Regions from separate parts of the Homo sapiens genome. Here region 2 is linked to region 1. The links are chromatin contacts, found by Hi-C or POLR2A ChIA-PET in ENCODE. All regions are on one chromosome and are shown on one strand. The core of a region is the stretch at or near the end of the contact, and the rest is flanking DNA. Distances in the headings are between cores, read along the strand shown.

The links. Hi-C counts contacts between places; a loop is a spot of excess contacts on that map. ChIA-PET counts read pairs that join two places held with the same protein, here RNA polymerase II (POLR2A). Pooled maps may share reads with other maps.
Region 2: a loop to region 1 is called in a map of A673, with 3 times the contacts of the local background. The contact joins the enhancer-like site here to the promoter of APBA1 in region 1. A Hi-C loop is called at or near these places in 3 of 168 maps with a recorded cell type or tissue (A673, Calu3 and naive thymus-derived CD4-positive, alpha-beta T cell), 1 of 37 single-sample maps with no recorded cell type and 9 of 50 pooled maps. POLR2A ChIA-PET finds 5 or more read pairs at or near these places in 2 of 52 experiments (A673 and endothelial cell of umbilical vein).

The regions. Positions count from the first base shown.
Region 1 is chr9:69,668,607-69,675,794 of GRCh38, reverse strand. It overlaps APBA1 (amyloid beta precursor protein binding family A member 1), which reads left to right and starts at 3,424. Exons shown (of 13, transcript NM_001163.4): 1 at 3,424-3,642. RefSeq lists silencers at 3,347-3,396, 3,577-3,656.
Region 2 is chr9:69,802,844-69,810,031 of GRCh38, reverse strand. No RefSeq gene overlaps it. Among named protein-coding and RNA genes, the nearest start is that of CFAP95-DT, 14 kb to the left of the region's middle. Within about 2 kb of position 3,656, at least 3 of the 41 ENCODE cell types and tissues checked have a DNase peak (open chromatin) inside an H3K27ac peak, as active enhancers do.

The DNA of each region.
Region 1 (7,188 bases), core at 2,175-4,674:
CTATTGTTACCTGCTTCAATGGTTGGCAGGTTGCCAGTGTTTTATTTTTAGTGACATGGTCTTGCTCTATCACCCAGGCAGAAATGCTATGGCACAATTATAGCTTACTGCAGCCTCAACCTCCTGGATTAAAGCAATCCTCCCATCTCAGCCTCCCAAGTAGCTAGGACTGCAGGAATTCGCCACCATGCCCACTAATTTTTTTTTTTTTTTGAGAGACGGGGGTCTTACTATGTTGCCCAAGCTGGTCTTGAACTCCCCAGCAATCCTCCCACGTTGGCCTCCCAAAGTGCTGGGATTACAGGCATGAGCCACCATGCCTGGCTGCCAGTATTTTATATACTGCTTCCTGAAACACTTGAATAGCAGTTTCGACCCTGTTAACAGGAGAAGGTGGATTGGAGTGGTGGATTGGAGTGCCTTATAAGAGATCTACTAAAAAGAAAAACATCAATAAAGCAGGCACAGGAAATCTATAAATAGAATAGAACAAGACCAAAGGAGGGATTAAGACATGGATCTACATGCCATATGGATCCACTCATTTCCTACAATGATCTGAAAATTTGGCTTTGAGTTTCCTGCCAGCGAAGGCACAGAGTAACAAGAGCACTTAAGACAATGATTCATGCTATCCAGAAGAAATAGGAATATGTGTTTTTCATGGGGGTGGGGGAGGGAGGGAAATTTCCACATATGAACATTTGGTAAGTAATTAGTTTTGGAGGTCTCTAAGCTACCATTATAACTAACAATTATTACCTTTCTTTATATGGCACTGAATACTTTGCAGAGAAATTTCACATAACTTTCTTTACACAAAAATCCTGCGAGGTAAGATTCCAGGATATTATTAAAGCAATAATGTAACCCTTATTCATGCATCTAAGAACCTAGTCTAACTGGAAAGGCAACACAAAAAGTAGAAAATAAGCAGAAAGATCTCTGAGATAGCAAACCAAATGGCAATAAGTGTATGCACAGAAAAGAGCCTCTCACTCAGAACCTATATTCTCTTATTTAACCTGAAATTCTAACAGGGTTCATTTCCTTCCTAAAACTGCAGTGGATTAAAAGTAACAAAACAGAAACTATTACAGAGAAGCACTCTGAAAGCCTCCTAGATGCGTACACAGGAGAGCAGAGGCAAGAACTAAAAACAATCAAAAGAGCAGTTAGTGCAAAAACAGAAAACCCTAAACACTCACTAAGTAGGATAAGCTCAGACTCTCTCCGCCCTGGATCCTGACCCTCCACGAATCAGTTCCTCACAAACCACCTCAGCCATCTTTCAGGAACGGAAATGTGATCCTGCTTGCCTGCTCCCAACTCTTGGCAACCCTTCATTGACTTTCCAGGCTCATAAGACAAAATCATTATTTAAAAACGGTCCACAAAGTCTGCCTGCCTCTCCAGTCTCATCTCACTTCGGCCCCACCTGCTTGGGCCTTTTCACATTTCCTTCCCTTTACCTGGAAGTGTCTCAATGCTGCCTCTCCTGGGGGATCTGAAATGTCATTTCCTTAGAAAGCCTTACCTAGTCCCAGAGTCCACATTAGGTTTTCCCGTGCACCTTAGCGCCTTTGCAGTTGAGAATTTATCACAGTTGCACTTAGTCTGATTGTTTTATTTGTTTGTTTGTTTTTTGAGACACCAAGGCTGGAGTGCAGTAGCGCGATCTCGGCTCACTGCAACCTCCGCCTCCCGGTTCAAGCATTCTCGTGCCTCAGCTTCCCGAGTAGCTAGGATTACAGGCGTGCACCAACACGCCCGGCTAATTTTTGTGTTTTTAGTAGAGACAGGGTTTCGCCATGTTGACCAGGCTGATCTCAAACTTTTGGCCTAAAGTGATCTGCTGGACTCAGCCTCCCAAAGTGCTGGGATTACAGGCGTGAGCCACCGCGCCTGGCCAGTCTGATAGTTGAATACCTATTTCCTTCAGCGTACTGTGAGCTCTGGTGGAAAAGGACCATGTCTGGCTCGTACATATGCCAAATAAGTATTCACCGGAAAAAATATGAGTAATGTCACAGGACAAGCAGACATCTTCCTAGTATATAATTTTAAATTTTACTAAAATCTTTTTGAGAAGGTAGCTATTGTTTTATTAAAGCAAAAAAAAATTACAAAGTACAATGCAAAATTCATATGAATTTTAAAGCTAAAACAAGACTTTCAGAATGCTTTAGGCTACACCCCCAGACTTCTCTAGAGACGTGCTTAAAATAATATGGAAACACGGTGTGGTAAAAGATCCATTTCCCAAGGGATCTGGATAACCAGCGCTTATCTTCATTTTACTGGAGAATACATGTGCGGAGAGGGCTTTGCAAACTACAAGGCTTTGTGCATTATAACATTATTATGGAAAAATCTGTGTTTCTAAGAGGGGGAATGATTTAGCTATTGCATTGCCAATTACAGGTGGGGCTGGCGCCAGAGCCCAGGCCTCCCGGGGCCTGTCTAGCCCACAGCTTTTCATTAATGCACAGCACTTGCCACCTGGTCCCTGCCGCAAAGGGTGGCCTCTCGAGTTAGGAGCCATATCTAGGGCGGATGGCCTGTGCTAGGCTCAAAGACACTTAAGTTCCGATCAACCAGAACTGAGGAGCGGGTAGGAAAACCAAGCCGAGCCTTCCTCGGCTTCACAATCCGCAGGCTCTCCGCTGTCCCCGGCGGGACTCGGCAGTTCCCCTGGAGGGCTGCAGCCCGGCTGTCTTCGCTCAGGCCCAAGCCCGCGCGGCTCTCCCCCTGGCGGAGAACTCGCAGGACTGCGACGCATTCCGGAGACGCCGTCAATCTCCGAATTTGAAGCGCAGGCGATATCTAAGGGGCCTGGGAAGCGGGAAAGCTCGGGAGTCACTCCGGAGAGAACACCCTGCAGGAGTCGACGCGGCTGCCTGGCTTCGTGGTCCTGCAGCGTGGCCCGTTGCTTCGCGCAGAGGTTGGCCACAGCTGCTGGCTAGGAAACTGGGGACCACCTGGGTTGCCACCGAGGAGGGTGGAGGCCCCCGTCAGTCCCCTCGGGGATGCAGCTGCATTTTCCCCTCCTTGCGTCCGGCCGGGAGCCAGAGGATGGGGCTGTGGAACCCATTCCGAAAGGCAGGGCGGGCCCTTCGGAACCCGGACGCGAGGGAAGGCGAGAGGCGCGGGTGTGCCGCACGCCCACCGGCGCCGGGGCAGGGGCGCTGCAGCCGGCGGCCCACGGAGGACATCAGCGGTGCCGCCGCCGCCGCCGCGGGCTCGCGGGCCGCGCGCGCACGCGAGTGGGCGAGGGAGGCAGGGGCGCTACTAGCAGGCGGCGTGCGCGCGCGCGCTCCCCCGCGCCCTCCCTCGCAGGCCCGCCCGGCCCCAGCGCGCGTCACGAGGGGCCAGCGAGCTAGCTGGAGGGCGGGAGGGAGGGTGGGGAAAGGGGGTGGGGCCGCGAGACCGGAGGGGTCCGAGCAGCGGCTGCGGAGCCGGAGCTGGGCGAGGGCGGCTGCGGTCCCGGCGGCGGCGGCGGCGGCGGCAGCTGCGGCGGGAGAAGATGGTGGCGCTGGAGGCAGCAGCGGCTGGAGCGGAGCTTTATTCCCAGGCTTGGCACCAGCGCTGTCACTAGCGCCGCCTGCTCCCGCGGGCCCGCGGACCCAGCTGTCAGGCAAGGTACCACAGCCAGGGAGGGGTGGGTGAGAAGGGGTGCCCGGCGCTGATGCGGCCCCCGACGGAGCCCGGGTCCTCGCCAAAGGGCGCCCCCGGACGCGAGAGGGGCTGCCTGGAACAATAGTGCGGAGGAGCGGAGGCAGCAGGCGACATCCAGGAGGCAGTGCCTGGAACCATCAGCTAGCGAGGCGGGGGAAGGCGGCGTTGCGAGCGAGACGCCTGGGGTCCGGTGCCCGCTGAGATGCCGGGCTTCGGGCGCAGCAGGCGGGCCTGATGACAGTCATGGCAGGAGTGAGTGTGTGAGAGTGTGTGTGTAAAAGGTACAGCAGAGGGGATGGGGTGGCGGACGGAGGTGTTGGGGGGTGACATTTCCAGGAATCCCCGCTAGGACCCCCTCATCTCTCGGCTGACTCTCCTGGAGAAAGAATGTGATGATGGAAACGGTGAGGTGGGCAGGATGCACTTGGTGTGTGAAGTGTGGAGGGAGGCAGTGGGATAGGGGCCGGTTTGTAAAATCCTGTATATGTGTGTGTACGCGTGTGGTTGCATCCACGTTCCCCAAACTGCGCCCCAAATCCAGAGATCTGCCGCTGCCCTTACTTGATGTCACCGGCTAAGACTGTGGGACAGTGTTTGTTATTTTGACCCTGCAACTCTGAGCACAGTGTCTGTTCTGCTCCTGCGTGTGGATGGCCCAGTGTAGGGATTCTCGCTTCCCCTTCCTCTGGCCTCATGACATGGGGATGTGGAAGTGAGCATGTTGCTTTGAGGCACATGGCAGGGAAATAGGATAACCGTTACACATTCTGGGCTTGCTAATGTACCTGGTTTTGAAGGGGCCTTCCATCCTGTGATACTACTTCTCTCCTTAGCACCTGTTCCATAAGGGTCTTGTACTCCCTGACTGTGCAGTTTCTATTGTTTTTCTCTTGTCTGACCAGAAGGAGAAGGATGTTGAATGATCAGATTCCTCTTCCTGTCCCCACAACTTTCAATGCTAGCTAGACCTTCTCCTTCCACATTTAAGCACTGAAAACCTTATGGCTAGAGGATGGATGGTCTTTGTGTTGGTTCTTTTAGAATGAACTCTGGAGGTGTATACGTATAGAGAGATGCGGTGGGGCGGGGGGCGGTCTTTTAAAAAGAAGAAAAATATCACACGGAGAAATGTTTGGTGCCCACTTGGTCAGCATCACACAGCCAGGGCGTTTTCCTCAGGAAACAGGATACTTTATTTCTACTGCTGGTGACATCCACTCTCCCAGCTGTCACAATAGCTAGGTGGTGCCGTGTATCATTTGGAAACTGAAATCTCCTGAGACCCACAGCGATGGGGTCCCAGGTCAGTAAAGTCCCTGCTTTCCTACCTGATAGAGCCCACTAGTAGGGAATTTGGAAAAATGTCAGGCTGGCAACAACTCACCCAGTGGGAACAAGGACACAGAAATGCATCCAGAGTCTATGGCTGTTTAATTGTCTCTGCGTGGTAAAGATAGGTGTGTGTAGGTAGGGTTGGGTAGAGGTAGGCAGGGAGATGGCATATTCATGTGTATCCAGGGCAGTGTGATTCCCCCTCACCTATGTTTCTCCTGCGGTATTCATAGGAATGAGTGCACTTTACACTTAATATCTCGACACTTCTTTATTAAAATGTTGTATGACTAGCTTAATCTGCTTAGGACATGTTTTAGTCATAACACCTTAAATTCTACTGCATTGTCGGAATCCAAACTGGCTGCCCGGTTCTCTTCGAAAAGCCCGTAGCAGTCATGGCTACACAAGTAAATATACAACATGTTGGCACCAGAGATTTATTTTTCTTTTTTAAAATTTTTGTTTTGCTTTCTTTTATGGGCAAAGATTGCATGATATCGTTGTGAAAATAATAAAACTAGGGCTATCCACATATGCTTTTTTTTCTTCCCATGTATCTTATTTAATGATATATAGACAAGGTGCTCTTGAAGCTGTCTATGTAAAGTAAATTTCCCCATGTTCTTCAAGTCAAGCCTTCTAAGATTTTAATGTGAGGTTGGTTGTTGGCTGTCATCCAAGATTTAAGGATAGATTTATAAAAATGAATTTTGAATCTTAGTTCTTTACTCTCTTATTTGTTATGCCAAATGTCTTTCTGAGAAAAGTACTTAGGGAATTTAAAAGCCATTCTAAGAGATTTTGGTTTAAAAAAAAGTCATCATCCTTTATATTTGCAAGTAAGACCAGGGATGTAAATGTCTCACAAGAAAGTTTAATAATATGAGGAATTACCAGGTAAATACCCTGTTTAGAGAAAGAGGAATTACACAGCAGCAAAATCGATGACTCAGGAATCAGTTCTTTTCTAATGTAAATGTGATCATTTTTATTTTTATTTGTCTTTTTGAGACAGGATCTTCCTCTGTCGCCCAGGCTGGAGTGCAGTAGTGTGATCATAGCTCACTGCAGCCTCAAACTCCTAGCTCAAGCAATCCTCCTGCCTCAGCCTCCTGAGTAGCTGGGACAATAGGCACATGGCACCACACCCAGATATTTGTTTATTTTTTTCAGAGATAGAGTCTCGCTATGCTGCCCAGGCTGATAGTTTTAAAAATGCAATATCTGGCTTTTCTAAAGATCGGACTGGTATAAGGTTAATGAGACAGCTCTAATAAATGGTGGTACCTTTTGCTGTGGCCTGCAGCAAGCCATTTTTTGTGCATGGATGCCTTTCCTTCACTTAAAGTAGCATCAGTGCTTTTCTCTTCCATTATTGAGCCTCTTAAGGTTTTTTGTTGTTGTTGTTTTGTTTTGTTTTGTTGTTATTGTGTTTGTTTGTTTCGGAAGACTTAGGGGTAAGAGATATTTGAAAATTGACCTCTGGGGCCAAAAGGAATTAACTGTAGTACCTTGGGGAGATAGGACTTTTATCCTAGAAAGAAGAAGTAATTGTTGCTAAAATTGAGAGAATTTCAAGCCGTAAAATCTGAAGTTAACTCTCTGGGTTACAATAATTAATTTGCAAACATTTGTTAATTGCCTCCCGCATCTCAGATCCACTGTACCTTTGGATAGGGGACAGGGAATGTTGAGAAGGGTTGGAGGTTCAAAGAATGCTAAGTCTTAGATCCTGGCCAGAGGTGGATCATGATCTAGAAGGAGAAAAGAGGAAATATGTTACTAACTGTAAAAATAGTGAAAAATGATTAAGTGCTGAAAAAGCAGTATTCCTGCAGAGCTGTGGGAGTTCACAGGGTACAAAGTGACTTCTGATGGAAGAATTAGGGAAGGTTACATGGGATATAGCATTTGAGCTGTGATTAAGGTGGCATTTGGGTTGGCAGAGAAGGAAGGGCATGCTTGGGGGAGGAACAGTGTAGCACAGGCCTGGCAGTGGAAGGTGTATGCCTACACAGGAAACAAAAAAATGGTGTGCTTTGGCTGAAGCGCTAGGAATGCCAAGAGATGTAATGAGGGATAAAGCAAGAAAGAGAGGTTTGTTCAAGGTGGTGGAGCAACTTGTACGCCAAGCTAAGGAGTGTGGATTTTGTTCAGTAAGGACTGGGGAACTAT
Region 2 (7,188 bases), core at 2,407-4,906, 130 kb before region 1:
TTTGAGAGGTAGCTGATGGAGATGTGGGGACAACCAGTATATGTGCCTTTTTCTAAGTCTGATTTGACTTTACGCAAAGAGAAATTTGGTGAGTTTTCAGAGGACTCAGGGAAGTTTGTAGAATAGTTTGTTAAGTTGACCATGTCCTTTGACTTAACTTGACATGAGTTACAAATATTATTGTCCACCTGTACTCTACTTTAGAGGAGAAAAAGGGTTCTGGGAACTGCCTGTGAATATGCAGATGGAGTGGCTGCTCATAACTAAGGCCATGCCATTTATCGTGTGAGGGGAGATCCAGTTCCAGATCTGGACCTTCTGTGGTATTACCAGAGGGCTTCCCAAGACCTCAAATGCTAAATCACATGGTAGCTCGTTTAATTGAAGGTATGAAAAAGTATGTGGTTAAGCCACTCAATCATGAAAAGGTTAGAGAAGTAACTCAGGGGAAGGACAAAAATCCTGCTCTGTTTTAGGGCTGTTTGGTTGAGGCCCTCAGGAAATATACAAATGCAGACCCAGACTCCCCGGAAGGGCGCCATCTCCTGGGTATAAATCTTATTACTCAGCTTGCTCGTGACATTAGGAGGAAGCTGCAAAAGGCAAAAATGGGACCTCAAACCCCTATGAGCCAACACGTAAAGATGGCCTTTGGAGTTTACAATAGAGACAGGGTAGAAGAGGCGGAGAAAAACAAAAGAAATAACCAAAAAGCACAATTGTCCGTGGCTGCCTCAAGCCCCTTGCCACCTGAAGGTTACCCATTCCGACTAAGTGTAATGAGATCAGCATCTGGGATGCCCAGATGAGAGCCCTCAACTTGCTGGCCCTTGGGCCAGAATCAGCACACCTTCTGTAATCAAGAGTAGCACTGGAAAAGAGACTACCCCAGGCTCCCAAGAGAGCCTGGGCCACCCAAACCCATAACGGCCAAGACAACAGAGGCTGACAGGGCCCAAGGTTCTCTTCAGCTCCCACAGGATACCTTACCATCTCCACAGAGGAGCCCCCGGTAACCCTTGATGTGGCAGGCTGAGCAATGAAAAATAATTAAGCTTTTCCACAACTCCTCACATTTGGGATGGGATTCTCTATTCAAATTGGTTTCCCAAATATTCCTGGGGAAGGGACTATTCCAGGCTGCAAAAGGATCTCCAGGGCCTGTGAACTCTGTGCTCATAATAGCCCAGAAAGCCACCCCATGCCCCAACCCCTGCTCAAACCTACGTTAACACCAAGAAATATAACCTAGGGAAGACTTGCAAATAGATTTCACCCAGATGCCATTTGCTAGCACTTGTAGACATATTCACCAGGTAGATAGAAACTTTCCCTACAAGGACAGAAAAAGCACTGGAAGTGTGCAATTTCTTACTTCAATCATTCCAAGGTTTGGATTACCAAAAAGTTTGCAAAGTAATAACAAACCTTCATTCACAGCTAGGGTGACCCAGCCTTAGGCTTCCTCAGCCTCAGGCATTACCTATCATCTTCACTCCTCATGGAGGCCTCAATCCTCATATAAAGTAGAAAAAGCCAACCCTGTTTCAAAAAGGATATTAACGAAGCTCCGTCAGGAGACCTTGGAGGCCTGTGTTTCTCTCCTACCTATAGTTCTCTTGCACATAAGCATGGCTCCAAAGGGAACATTAAAACTTAGCTCATTTGAAACGATGTATGGGAGGCCCTTTTTAACTTCAGACCTCCTGTTTTATGAGGAGACACATAGAATACTCACCCATATTATCAACTCAGGTCAGGTTCAAAAGGCCCTTCAAGATTATGGAAATAAAGTATTGTTATTCTCCACAAAGGAAAAGAATAGCATCCCTGTTCAACCAGAAGACTTAGTCTTACTAAAAACTTGGAAAGAAGGATCCTCTGAGGATCAATTACAACTGAAATGGAAGGGCCCCTATCAGATGTTGTTGAGTACCCCACTGTTGTGAAACTTAAGGTAGTCACTAGCTGGATACACCTGCCCAGGATTAAACCTGTTTCTTATGAGTCTCTGGAGACACAGGAGGAGGACACCATGACCTATACTTATGAACCCCTAGAAGACCTAAAGCTGTTGTTTCGCAGGCCGGGCACGGTGGCTCATACCTGTAATCGCAGCACTTTGGGAGGCCGAGGTGGGCAGATCACCAGGTCAGGAGATCGAGACCATCCTGGCTAACACAGTGAGACCCCGTCTCTACTAAAAATACAAAAAATTAGCCGGACGTGGTGATGGGCGCCTGTAGTCCCAGCTACTCAGGAGGCTGAGGCAGGAGAATGGTGTGAACCTGGGAGGCAGAGCTTGCAGTGAGCCGAGATCACGCCACTGCACTCCAGCCTGGGAGACAGTGCAAGACTCCGTCAAAAAAAAAAAAAGTTGTTGTTTGTTGTTTCACAAACACATAGATAAGTAGCATGGCAAGGAGGAGTATGTGCAGTAATAAACCACACCTGTTCTTATGTTAACAATTCAGGGTTAGTTGAATTGCAAATTCAAAAGATTTACCAACAGACTACCTAGTTACATAATTTTAATAACTTTAGTAACCCCACCACTCAAAACATCTGGGACTCTGTCAAAGGATACCTACCAAGTGTAATGTGGATTTGTTTAACCTTTCCTAGGCCCTTTACTAGCTATCTTATTACTAATCTTTGGCCCTGGCTTATTTAACCTCTGTAAAGTTTGTGCTTTCTAGATTACAACAATTCCATGTGAGTGTGATATTGGCACAGGACTTCCAACCCATCCCATCTTCTAACTGAAAAAATAAGAAATCCTGCCTTTGGGTCCCTTAATTCAGGCATCTAGAGATTTTTCGGGTTTTTTTTGAGACAGAATCTCACTCTGTCGCCCAGGCTGGAGTGCAATGGTGTGATGTTGGCTCACTGCAACCTCTGCTTCCTGGGTTCAAAAGATTCTCCTGCCTCAGCCTCCTGAGTAGCTGGGATTACAGGCACATGCCACCATGCCCAGCTAATTATTATACTTGTAGTAGAGACAGGGTTTCACCATGTTGGCCAGGCTGGTCTCAAACTCCTGGCATTAAGTGATCTGCCCGCCTTGGCCTCCCAAACTGCTGGGATTACAGGCATGAGCCACCACACTCAGCCTCTAGAGATTTTTTTACTTCTCCAATGCTAGGCCGGGCCTACACTCGTAAAATCAGCAGGAAGCAGTTTGAGGAGATGGACTCCACCCTTCAATAACCCGTAAAGATTAAGGAGGAGTATATAATCTGTGAGGGGGAAATGAGGTGGGAGATCAGCAGATCAACTTGTTTTCCAAGCACTGGTCGCCACCCTGGTGATTAAAACAGGACGCAGCAAAGAAACTGGCCAAAACTAGCTAGAGTACACTGTTGCTTTAATAAATTTGCCTTCTTTCACTATCAGCTCACTCTTGAATTCTTTCCTCAGTGAAACCAAGAATCCTCCTGGGCTAAGCCCCAATTTTGGGGTTCACCTGCATCAACTTGATTAACTGAGTTTCCCTAATTTTTGTCCCCAGTATGCCTACAGCTTTCCCATACCCAGAGTTATAATGTGTTTGCATAAGACACTCCCACTAGCACCGTGACAGTTTATAAATGAGGCTGTGGCAATGACCCAGAAGTTACCTTATGTGGTTCTGGGAACTCCTCACCTCTTTTCCAGACAGTTTGTGAATAACCTATCCCTTTTTAGCACATAATTAAGAGCGGGTATAAATAGCCACCAATCCACAAGTGCTACTCTGGGCCACTCTGCCTATAGGGTAGCCCTGCTCTGTCTATGGAGCAGTCATTTTCTGTTCACTGTGGCTCTAGTACATTTGCTTTCTTTCACTGTCAGCTTACTTTTCAATTCCTTCCTGAGTGAAACCAAGAACCCCCCTGGGCTGAGCTCCAATTTTGGGGTTTGCCATCATCAACTTGATAATTGGCTGACAGTTTCGTAATTTTTGTCCCCAGCATGTCTACAGCTTCCCCATGCCAAAACCCTCCAATCCAAGCATGCTTGAAGTCTTCCCTTTTTTGCAGTCCTGTGCCTGCCTTTGAGTTCTCTGCCAAAATGCAACTGACAGTGGCTGACTCCTTTGCTACAGCAAGCTTGTTCTAAACAGCTTTTGCTTGTTCTCATTTGGTTGGTCTTCAATTACTTCCATGGTATAAAGCTAAGTTTAATGGGTGCTCCTGGCTCCAATGAGGTGGTCCCTAGAACATACTCAGACTAGCCTACTTAGAGAACTAATCCAGGATTGGGTGTAAGTATAGATGTAAAGAGAAAGACCATTTAGTCCCCAGAAGGACCGATTATGGCCTTTACTCAGATGTTATCATCTGTAACTATGCACCCTGTAGTGAAGATTTTAGAAGAATAAACCTCTATCTGTCCTGAATGATGTTGTTGATCTTTATAATGTACATCACAACTGTGTTGATTTCCTTTTATATCCTTTAGATAAATAAACCCTGTTTGATCTACCCAAGGAGTATGTGTCCAGTGTTTCCACCATTCTGAGCTTACAACTGGCATTGGTCAATACTATGGTCATGCACTTTCCACTTTTCAGTTCGGATAGGTAGGGATTATATATTTTGGGGATGAATATAGAGACTTTTTCTTCTGTCCATGGGTAAAATTTATAAATAGATGACTGCTTATGGTAGTATTTGTTAACCTGGGGCCAGGTATCATTTAGGGGAGAAAGGGCATTCTAGGCAGAGAGAGCAGCATTAGAAAAGGCAAGGAGGCAGGAAGGCACAGAGCAAGGTGATGCATCTCACAGGCCTCTGCAACACGGCATATTGTTCACATCTAATTTGAAATGCAAGCTTTCGTCTTCTACAGGCAGAGGAATTAATGGAAGAAAAGACTGAAGCAAACAGCTGTGCCCTAAGGGGAGCCTTCTTAAGACCGCTTATTTCTAGGTTCTCTTGCACTAAGGAGGGCAAGCGACATCATAGGCTTAGCTTAGCCCCAAGACATTGCCTTCTGGATGTTGTTCTCCTTCATTCGCACTGCACAAGGACCACAGTCACATTTGACTCTTAAGTGGGAATTTGACACAATCAAAATGTTCATTTTCAAAAATATGAGACCTAAATAAACAAACAAATATTTTCAGAGGGAACATTAGCTAAAACAACTATTTGCTAACTATGAATGTGTACTTCTCTCTCTCTGCATTGACAATTTCCTATTTGATATTAATCGCAGTTGCTAACATTCATCCCATTATCCATAATAGAGCTCCCAATTCCAATTCCATCAATTTGCATATACCATTCAATAACAACAATTTTCTTTTTTTCTCAAGATTTTTTCATCTTATCTTTGTACAATGTAGAAAATAGGGAAGGAAGGAAAGAAGCTAAGAAGGAAGGAAGGTCACAAAGAATACCAACACCACTGTTAATATTTGTACTAATAATCTTTATTATTGTTATGTAATGACAATATATACACCATTTTGTAATTTTTTTGCTCAACAATATGTTTTGCTCAACAATAAGTTAAAATTTTCCCTGTCATTATATATTCCAAATATAATACTTTATGACAGGAGAACATTTCATTGTTTGAGTAGTCCAAAAAATATCCCCTATTGTTAGATATTTATTATTTCCTAGTCTTCATTATTATAATGAATGCTGCCATTAACATCCTTCTAACTAAATGTTTTCATGCATGCATAATTATCTCTATATGAAAATAGGTAGAAACTGAATTTATGGATCAAAAACTAAGCACATCTTTATGACTTTTGATCTCTATAGCACATAGCCTTCCAGAAAGGCTGAAAGAATCTATACTCCCTCCAGCAGTGCCTGAGTATACTAATTTCCCCAAATTCTCTTTGTTATGAGCAATATATATATATATGTATATATTTTTTGTTGTTGTTGTTTGTTTGTTTAATTAAAGATTGGGCCTCACTATGTTGCCTAGGCTGGTCTCGAACTCCTGGGCTCAAGTGATCCTCCCACCTCAGCCTCCCAAAGTGCTGGGATTACAAGCATGAGCCACCCGTGCCTGGCTGTTATGAACATCATATTTAAGAAGGTCTTTTTCCCCTTTCTTTGGCCTTTCTTTCCTACTAGTTGCCAACTATGAACACAATAATATGCCAAAGTTGTGCTAAAAGAAAGGTTTGTTTGTCTTATAAACACTTCATCAAAAGCATCCCAAGGACTAGTGATACACAGAATCTGAAGGATGTGACTTCTCCAGGATAGATCAGGGGCTTTGTGGGGAAAAGCAGAGTAATAAAAAAAGGTCTGAATGGGGACAATGAGGAAAAATAAAAATTGGCCCTTCGTTATTCATCTGAGAAAGACTCTGTAGAGCAATAGGTGACTCGGTTGGAGAAGTCACTCAATGTTTGCACCATCTTCTGGATATTATATTCAGTGTAGACTTTATCCCTGAACTCCAAACTTAACGTATGTAACTACCTATTTTCAGGTTTTCACTTGTTTAGCTATTCATCTCATCACCACATTACCAACATAGAGTCCATTAGAGAAACCTATTAATTCTACCTCTAAAATAATTTGGTCCACTTTTCTCCAAATTACTGCCATCTCCCATCTGGCTATTGACTCTAAATCGTTCTCCCTGCTTCTACAATCATTCTCCTCACAGCAGCCAAAGGGTGATAGTCACCTCGTGTTATCTCCCAGCTTAAAATAATCCAACAGCTTCCTATAACTCTTCCAATAAAACCTCAACTCCTTATGAGGCTTATAAGCCATTACACATGAAGGGGATCCTGCCCACTTTTCCAACACCATTTAGCAGTACCCTTCCCCTCTATCACTCTACACCAGCCATACTGGCATCATTTCTGCTCCTATAGCATGTTGAGTTCTTTTTCACATTAGAACTCTTGTTTCTGCTGTTCCACCTCCTTGACCAGTCTTCTCTTCACTCTTTACTTGTGTAGCTCTTCTCATTTATCATGTCCCATCCCAGAAAGTACCTTCCTGACTACCCAGTTTAAAGCCATCCCCACCCACCAACCCATTTACTTTCCATTACACAACCCTATTTTTTTCCTTTATTAGAAAACCAAAACTACCTTTTTATTTATTTGCGTGCTTGGTTACTGTCTTCCGCTCTAAAATGTAATCTCTGTGACTCCAATGACTTACTTTTCACTGACCCTTTGCATCTCTAACACCTAGTAGAATGCCTGGCACA